Linked DNA regions of Homo sapiens: all the other regions are linked to region 1. Evidence: chromatin contacts called from ENCODE Hi-C or POLR2A ChIA-PET data. All regions are on one chromosome and are shown on one strand. Each heading gives the region's core, a stretch centred on a gene start or an enhancer-like site at or near the end of the contact. The rest is flanking DNA. Distances are from core to core; before and after follow the strand shown.

Region 1 (2,607 bases), core at 56-2,555:
CCGTCCAGGCCCCCTCCTCACTCCCCCCGTCGCTCCTGCCCCGTCCAGGCCCCCTCCTCACTCCCCCCGTCGCTCCTGCCCCGTCCAGGCCCCCTCCTCACTCCCCCCGTCGCTCCTGCCCCGTCCAGGCCCCCTCCTCACTCCCCCCGTCGCTCCTGCCCCGTCCAGGCCCCCTCCTCACTCCCCCCGTCGCTCCTGCCCCGTCCAGGCCCCCTCCTCACTCCCCCCGTCGCTCCTGCCCCGTCCAGGCCCCCTCCTCACTCCCCCCGTCGCTCCTGCCCGGTCCAGGCCCCCTCCTCACTCCCCCCGTCGCTCCTGCCCGGTCCAGGCCCCCTCCTCACTCCCCCCGTCGCTCCAGCCCCGTCCAGGCCCCCTCCTCACTCCCCCCGTCGCTCCTGCCCCGTCCAGGCCCCCTCCTCACTCCCCCCGTCGCTCCTGCCCCGTCCAGGCCCCCTCCTCACTCCCCCCGTCGCTCCTGCCCCGTCCAGGCCCCCTCCTCACTCCCCCCGTCGCTCCTGCCCCGTCCAGGCCCCCTCCTCACTCCCCCCGTCGCTCCTGCCCCGTCCAGGCCCCCTCCTCACTCCCCCCGTCGCTCCTGCCCCGTCCAGGCCCCCTCCTCACTCCCCCCGTCGCTCCTGCCCCGTCCAGGCCCCCTCCTCACTCCCCCCGTCGCTCCTGCCCCGTCCAGGCCCCCTCCTCACTCCCCCCGTCGCTCCTGCCCCGTCCAGGCCCCCTCCTCACTCCTCCCATCCTGGGCCGCCCTCTAGTGGCCTCCGCGCTTCCTGCTGGGGTCGGGTCGGGAAGGCCTCCAGCCCCGCGAGCCCCGGAACAGTAAGCGCGGACGCCCCGCGGCCTCAAGGGACGCCTCGGAAGTCTCCCCTGCCCTGCGGAGAACCCCAGGACTAAATCCCTCCCGCCGCCGGGCGCTCCGACGCCTCCGTGCACGCCCGCGCCCCCGCGCGCCCCGCATCCGCTCGGCCTGCTGCCTGGACCCCGTGGGACCCGGCAGAGGGCACGCGAGTCGGGAGCCTTCGCGGTGGCGCAGAGCGACCGGGCGCCACCTCAGCGCCGCGCACCCGGCGTCCCCGGGGTCCCTCCGCCCGACCCGAGCGCCCCGGCGCCCACGGGCCCACAGCCAGCGGCGCGCGTCGCATGCGCCGGATCATAATGGAGCGCGGGCCCGCGCGCGGGGGCGGGGCCGGGGCGGGGCGGGGCGAGCGATGATCGCCTGCGTCTGCGCATCCTCGCCCCGCCCCCGCCGTGCGCCCCCGTGACGTCAACGCCGCGCGCTCGGGCGCCCCCCCGCGGCCACGCTCAGGACCCCGGGCCGGGCGGTCCCTTTAACGGCGCGGCCCGAGGGGCGCAGGCGGGAGGGCGGCGGGGCTGAGCGCGCCCTCCGTGCTGCGTCCCTCGCGCCGCTCCCGGGCCGGGGGCGGATGGGCGGCCGCGGGCCGCGGGGCAGCAGTCGGGACGCGCGCGGGAGCCGGGGGCGGCGGCCGGGGCCTGGGCGGTCGGGCGGGGGCGCCCGGGGGCCTCGGAGCGTCGGGGCCGAGAGCGGTGCGGGCCGGGCGGGGCGCAGGCGGGCGGGCGGGTAGCGCCCCGCGTCCGAGCCCCGGGCCGGGCCCTGAGCGCGCGGGCTCCGCGCCGCCGCCGCGCCATGGCGGAGACCAAGATTATCTACCACATGGACGAGGAGGAGACGCCGTACCTGGTCAAGCTGCCCGTGGCCCCCGAGCGCGTCACGCTGGCCGACTTCAAGAACGTGCTCAGCAACCGGCCCGTGCACGCCTACAAATTCTTCTTTAAGTCCATGGACCAGGACTTCGGGTCAGTCGGCCGCGAGGCCTGCGCGAGCCTGGCGCGGGCTCGGGGGTCGCACCTGCCCGCGCGGGGACGGGGCGGGGGTCCTGAGCCGTTCGCGCCCCCGGGGACCTGCGACCGCGACGCGCCTCCGCTAGATGCGGCGCGGGTGGCGGCCTCGGCCCGTGTGCGGCGCGCGCCCACCTGTCCGTGGAGCGGGGCGATGGCAGGCGGGGTTCCCGGCGTCCCTGGCCCCAGCTTCCCGGCCCCGAGTCCTGCCTTGGCCCGTGTCAGACTCGGTCGGCCGCATCGCTTCCACCGGGGCTGGCCGGGAGCGCCTGCCGTTGGTGCGGGCTGGGGTCAGGGGCGTGTCAGTGGGAAGGAAGCAGGGTGGGGTTCCCTAGCTGGGATGGGGAGACATGGGGGTACAGGTTCACCAACCTGTCTGCTAGGGTTTGCAGAAGCTTCCCGAGGGTCAAGACAGGTTCTCCTGGCCCCCTTCTGCAGGGTCCTTGTGACAGGGTGGAGGTCAAGGGCCACTGGTGACCATGAAACTTTATTCGCCTACCCGTGTCCTGAGCTTCCTGTGGGCCCCGTCCCCACTGAGCCACAAAGCACTTGCGTTCCCGGAGCAGCCCAGACCATCTGCTGTTTCGGGGCAGCCTGGGTCAGCGTCTCCCTGCTGGGCCTCGGTGGTGGTGTCCCAGGCGAGGAGACCCCTGCTGTGCTGAGCTGGGCCCTCTGGGACAGGGAGCAGGAGCCTGGCGGTCTGCTTGAGGCCTGGCCTGGCCCGGCCCAGCCACCAGT
Region 2 (2,607 bases), core at 77-2,576, 350 kb after region 1:
CTCCCTCGTCCCTGCGCCCCCTTCGCACCCTGGGAATGCCACGCCCTCCCTTGAGGCTTCCCCCCTGAGGACCCCCCACCCCGCAGAAGCCTTTGGGACCACCCGGCGTCAAGAAGGCTTTTGTCCACCCAGGCCACCCACCTAATTCGGTTCTCTTACGTGACTGCTGAGTCTGCCATCTGCCTCCTGCCCGGATTGAAAGCCCGGGAGGGTCTCCACACCCGGGCCCAGGCCAGGCTCTCCAGGGGGCTCAGGAAGCCTCCGCTGCACGGACGCGTGAGGCCGCCGGGGACCCCGAGTGCGGAAAGGACCAACGTGCCCCGCAGCGGCATTCGAAATAAAAACAGCAAACACGAAAATAACCACAGCCCTGTTTTACGCAACCTGCCCCTTTGCAGTTATATTAACAGTGGCCCCTCATTTTTCTGTGAGCCCCACTTTGCTGCTGCTGAGTTCGCCAGCGGGTCACCTGGAAGCACGTGGCGACACGGGCCACATGACGTCATCCCAGCAGGCTTGCGTCATCGCCCCGGGTGCCTGGTGACGTCACCAGCCCGCTCGCGTCACGCGCACGTTCTGCTCCTCGTGGTCCGGCCCGGCCCGCGCCATCACCGGCCCTGCTCTGCGGGGCCACCCGTGCGCCCCTTCGCCGTCCGCTGACTCCGCCCTCCCGCCTGCCGACCCGGCCGCCGACCTTCCCCCGGCTCTGTCGCTCCCAAGGCTTTCTGCAGCCCTCCGTGCTCCAGGCCGCACACCTGAGGGTGGGACCCCCGGAGGCCGAGCCGGTGTCGGATCAAACTCGGAGACCGAGCAGGGCCCAAACCGGGACCGGAGTGGGGACGGGCGGAGGAAGCCAAGAGGCTCGAGACCGAGGCTCGCCCACCCCTCGGCGCCGCCGGACCCTGCGCCACTGGGGGAATTTCCTTCCCGACTTCCCGCGCGGCCACAGCCCCAGCTCCGTCCAGCCCCGGCTCCCGGCCCCCTGGGCGGGAGAGTGAGCCCCGAGACTCCGCCCAGCCCCGGGGGTCCCGGGCCCCGTTCGCCCCCAGCGGCCCCTCCCGGCGCGTTGCTCGGCCCCGGCTGCATCGGGGAGCGCGGGATCACCCGGCCCTGTCCCCAGCGGTGTCGGAGGGGGGCGCGGGCGGGGGCCCCGCATGCCATTGTCGCCCGCGGAGGCCGCGCCCGGAGCCGAGGCGTGACTGACAGCGAGCGGGGGAGGAGCGCGGCCGTCGATTGGCTGGGGCGAGTGTGGGAAAGAATGCGGAGCCGGGTTCACACACCCCGCGGCGGCGAGGCCTTAAATAGGGAAACGGCCTGAGGCGCGCGCGGGCCTGGAGCCGGGATCCGCCCTAGGGGCTCGGATCGCCGCGCGCTCGCCGCTCGCCCGCCAGCCCGCCCGTGGTCCGTGGCGGCGCGCTCCACCCGGCACGGGGAGGCGCGGGGCGCACCATGGCCGCAGACACGCCGGGGAAACCGAGCGCCTCGCCGATGGCAGGAGCGCCGGCCAGCGCCAGCCGGACCCCAGACAAGCCCCGGAGCGCGGCCGAGCACCGCAAGGTGGGGTCCCGGCCGGGCGTGAGGGGGGCGACCGGGGGGCGGGAGGGACGCGGGACTCAGCCGGTGCCCGACCCGCAGTCCTCCAAGCCGGTCATGGAGAAGCGGCGCCGAGCGCGTATTAACGAGAGCCTCGCTCAGCTCAAAACCCTCATCCTGGACGCCCTCAGAAAAGAGGTAAGTCGGGGGCGAAGGCCCGAGACCCGGAGTCTGGGTCGCAGCTGACCTGGACCTCCCGCCTATCCCCGCCCCCAGAGCTCCCGCCACTCGAAGCTGGAGAAGGCGGACATCCTGGAGATGACCGTGAGACACCTGCGGAGCCTGCGTCGCGTGCAGGTGACGGGTGAGGCGCGGGCGGCGGCGGCTTGGAGGCGGGGGGAGGGCGCGGGACCCCCGGGACCCGGCACCGACCTCTCCTCCTGTGTCGCTCCCGCAGCCGCGCTCAGCGCCGACCCCGCCGTTCTGGGCAAGTACCGCGCCGGCTTCCACGAGTGTCTGGCGGAGGTGAACCGCTTCCTGGCCGGCTGCGAGGGCGTCCCGGCCGACGTGCGCTCCCGCCTGCTGGGCCACCTGGCAGCCTGCCTGCGCCAGCTGGGACCCTCCCGCCGCCCGGCCTCGCTGTCCCCGGCTGCCCCCGCAGAGGCCCCAGCGCCCGAGGTCTACGCGGGCCGCCCGCTGCTGCCATCGCTCGGCGGCCCCTTCCCTCTGCTCGCGCCGCCGCTGCTGCCGGGTCTGACCCGGGCGCTGCCCGCCGCCCCCAGGGCGGGGCCGCAGGGCCCGGGTGGGCCCTGGAGGCCGTGGCTGCGCTGAGGCTGTGGCCCTGAGACTGCATCGGAGGCGGCGCCCCGTTCTAGGGCCGTGGCCTTTGCCGAGACTGTAGCAGAGAAAACGTATTTATTATTCCAGAGTCTGCGTCACGAGTTTTCTTTCTTTGTCTTGGTGAAGAGTTGACTTTGGGAGCGCCCCGCAGCCACGCCGCGCCGGGGTCCCGCCCTCCTCCCAGGGCCGCGGTCTGCAGGTGGCTGGGGGCGTCGGGCGGGCCCGGGGGGGCGG
Region 3 (2,607 bases), core at 76-2,575, 330 kb after region 1:
CCCCTGCTGGGAGCCTCAGGACTGCGGCATCCGCAGGGACCCCCTCCAGTTGCGCAGGCAGAGCCTCTTCCACGCCCCCCAACAGTAGGCTCCAGGAGGCAGATGACCCAGGCAGGGGGAGGGCCTGGTGGCTTTCATCGCCTTCCCCCACCCCAGCCACACCCAGGAGCAGCGGGGAGGAAGTCGGGAAAATCCTGCAGGGGCCTGGCAAAGTGCCCTGGCCGCTGTGGAGGAGACTGGGCCGGCGGGGGAGCCCAGCTGTAGCCCGCACCGGCCAGTCTGAAAGAAGCTGCCACCTTCTCCACCTCCGTGGAGGGAAATGAGTGGATTTCTGGTCCCAGGAGATGGTTTTGGGGGTACACGGGCGCCGGCTCTGGGTCCCCCGAGCCCCTACTAGGAGAAGATGGTGGGGGTCCCAGCGTACCTACCCCGGGGGCTCCCAGAAGCACCTGAAGGAGAAACCAGGGAAACTTCCCCTCCCCGGGGTGGGGAGCCCCGGTTCCCGCAGGAGCGCGATGGGGCACCGGCCCTGCCCCCAAGCACACGAGGCCCGGTGACGGCCCCGCCCACCTCTCTGCTCCTGCACGCCCCCCCCCCGCACCACTGCGGCACCCCCCACCTGGCTCCCGGGGTTGGGAGCTCAGGCTGTGCGCCCCTTTTTCTCTCCTGACCAACCCCTCTCGCCCCGGGAAAGGCCTCTGGGGAGGGGAACAAGCGGATCCCAGGCCCAGCCCCCGCTCCCCGCCCGGGCAAAGGCCCCCCCTCCCCAGGCCCCTCTCCTTCTCGGCCGGTAGGGAGGGCGCGCGGCAGCCGCAGTCCGTGGGCGAGGTGCACTTGTCTCCGCGAGGAGGGAGGCGGCGGCGGGCGGAGGACGGCGGCGGCGCAGCAACTTTCCCCGGCGCCCGCGAGTTTCCCGGGACCCGGCGACCCCCCCTCCCGGGGCTTGGCGGTCGCCAAGGGAGCCGGAGCGGGGGCTGCGGAGCGACCGGGGCTGGTTCCCACGGCCTGGGGCGGGGGTCCCGGCGGGGCGGCAGGCGTCGCGAGGGGAGGCCGGGGTCCGGGTGGGCGCACCTTGCAGGAGTACGTGTGCTGCACCGGGTCCACGTTGAGGATCTCCTCCACCGTCCCGGTGAGCACCACGTTCGCCTCCTCCTCGCGCCGCTCCAGCGCGCGCTCCGGGCATGTCCCGCCGGCTCCGGGCAGGACGCACGCGGCCACCACAAGGAGCGGCAGCAGCGGCCGCAGCGGGCCCGGGTGGGACCGGCCGGCCATGGCGCAGGCGAGAGGCGGCGGAGGAGCGCGCGGGCCGCGCCGGGGACGGGACTGGACAGGACGGGACGCAGCTCCGGAGGCGGCGGAGCGCGGGCGGGCGGGCGGGGGGGGGCGGGGCCAGGGCGGCGCCCCTCCCCCTCTCTCCTCCCCGCCCCCCTACCCCCTCCCCGCGCCCTCCTCCTCCCCCTCCTCCTTCCTTCCCCCTCCCGCCCCCTCCCTCCTCCCTCCCCCGGCCCGCCCGGAGGCCGGCGACCCGCGCCGCCGCGAACAAAGCCCCGGGACGCAGCGCCCGGCGCGGCCGTGGGGCGGGAAAGGGGCGGCCCGGGAGGGGGCGGGGAGAGGAGAGTGGGGGGCGGGTCTGGATCCCGCAGGCGCCCCTCCCCCGCCGCGGCCCCCCGGAAGTGCGGCTGCACCCGAGTTAATGCCTAATCTGGAGGAGACGTGACGGGACTGCCGAGGGGCTCCGGGCGGCGCGGAGCCGGGCGGCAGGGCTCGAAGGCCGCCGGGAGGGGCCCCAGACCCGGCCCCGATCCCGCTCCGCAGGCCGCGCCCCTCCCCCGCGGGGCCGGACACCGAGGCTCGGCCGGGCCGGACCCCCCGGGAGCTGCGGCGCGGAGGCGGGTCCCGGTGCCGGGGCGGGCGCTGATTGGCCAGCACGGGGCGCGGCCCCGCCCCTCCCGGCCCCGCCCCCCCAGGCCCCGCCGCGGGGAGGTTCGCGCCCCCTTCCGTCCCGCGGCTGCAAGCGCGGGTCCCGCCACGCCCCTTCCCAGCTCTGGGCCGGGCGCCTCTGCAGCTTGGCCTGGCTGGGTGCAGGGGGAAACTGAGGGCTGGAGGACCCAAGTGGGAGCCTGGCCTAGCTGAAGATTGAAAGGAGGGAGCGGAGGCCCCCTTTGTCCCTTCAGAACTGTGTCTAGGCTGGGCGTGGTGACTCACGCCTGTCATCCCAGCACTCTGGGAGGCGGAGGCAGCAAGATCTCTTGACACCGGGTGTTCGAGACTAGCCTGGGCAAAATAGCAAGACCCCATCTCTCAAAAAAATTAAAAATTAGCTGGATGGGCCGGGCGCAGTGGCTCACGCCTGTAATCCCAGCACTTTGGGAGGCTGAGGCAGGTGGATCACGGGAGGTCAGGAGTTCGAGACCAGCCTGGCCAACATGGTGAAACCCCGTCTCTACTAAAAATACAAAAATTGGCCGGTGTGGTGGCAGGCGCCTGTAGTCCTAGCTACTTGGGAGGCTGAGGCAGGAGAATCGCTTGAACCCAGGAGGCGGAGGTTGCAGTGAGCTGAGATGGTGCTGAGAGGTGACAGCGTGCTGGCAGTCCTCACAGCCCTCT

What was found. Hi-C counts contacts between places; a loop is a spot of excess contacts on that map. ChIA-PET counts read pairs that join two places held with the same protein, here RNA polymerase II (POLR2A). Pooled maps may share reads with other maps.
Region 2: a pooled map shows a loop between it and region 1 (2.6-fold over the local background). The contact joins the promoter of HES4 here to the promoter of DVL1 in region 1. A Hi-C loop is called at or near these places in 5 of 50 pooled maps. POLR2A ChIA-PET finds 5 or more read pairs at or near these places in 4 of 52 experiments (H1, HEK293, MCF 10A and 1 more).
Region 3: a pooled map shows a loop between it and region 1 (10-fold over the local background). The contact joins the promoter of AGRN here to the promoter of DVL1 in region 1. A Hi-C loop is called at or near these places in 1 of 168 maps with a recorded cell type or tissue (CD8-positive, alpha-beta T cell), 4 of 37 single-sample maps with no recorded cell type and 9 of 50 pooled maps. POLR2A ChIA-PET finds 5 or more read pairs at or near these places in 2 of 52 experiments (HEK293 and MCF 10A).

The regions. Positions count from the first base shown.
Region 1 is chr1:1,348,116-1,350,722 of GRCh38, reverse strand. DVL1 (dishevelled segment polarity protein 1) reads left to right here and starts at 1,305. Exons shown (of 15, transcript NM_001330311.2): 1 at 1,305-1,827. The coding sequence starts at 1,658. RefSeq lists silencers at 684-833, 854-1,173, 1,274-1,453 and an enhancer at 2,343-2,607.
Region 2 is chr1:998,816-1,001,422 of GRCh38, reverse strand. It overlaps HES4 (hes family bHLH transcription factor 4), which reads left to right and starts at 1,326. Exons shown (of 4, transcript NM_021170.4): 1 at 1,326-1,557; 2 at 1,636-1,731; 3 at 1,810-1,897; 4 at 1,991-2,459. The coding sequence starts at 1,450. The coding sequence ends at 2,364. RefSeq lists silencers at 761-810, 911-1,290, 1,361-1,500, 2,051-2,360.
Region 3 is chr1:1,018,838-1,021,444 of GRCh38, reverse strand. AGRN (agrin) reads right to left here and starts at 1,325. Exons shown (of 36, transcript NM_198576.4): 1 at 1,072-1,325. The coding sequence starts at 1,272. RefSeq lists an enhancer at 1-53 and a silencer at 1,562-2,011.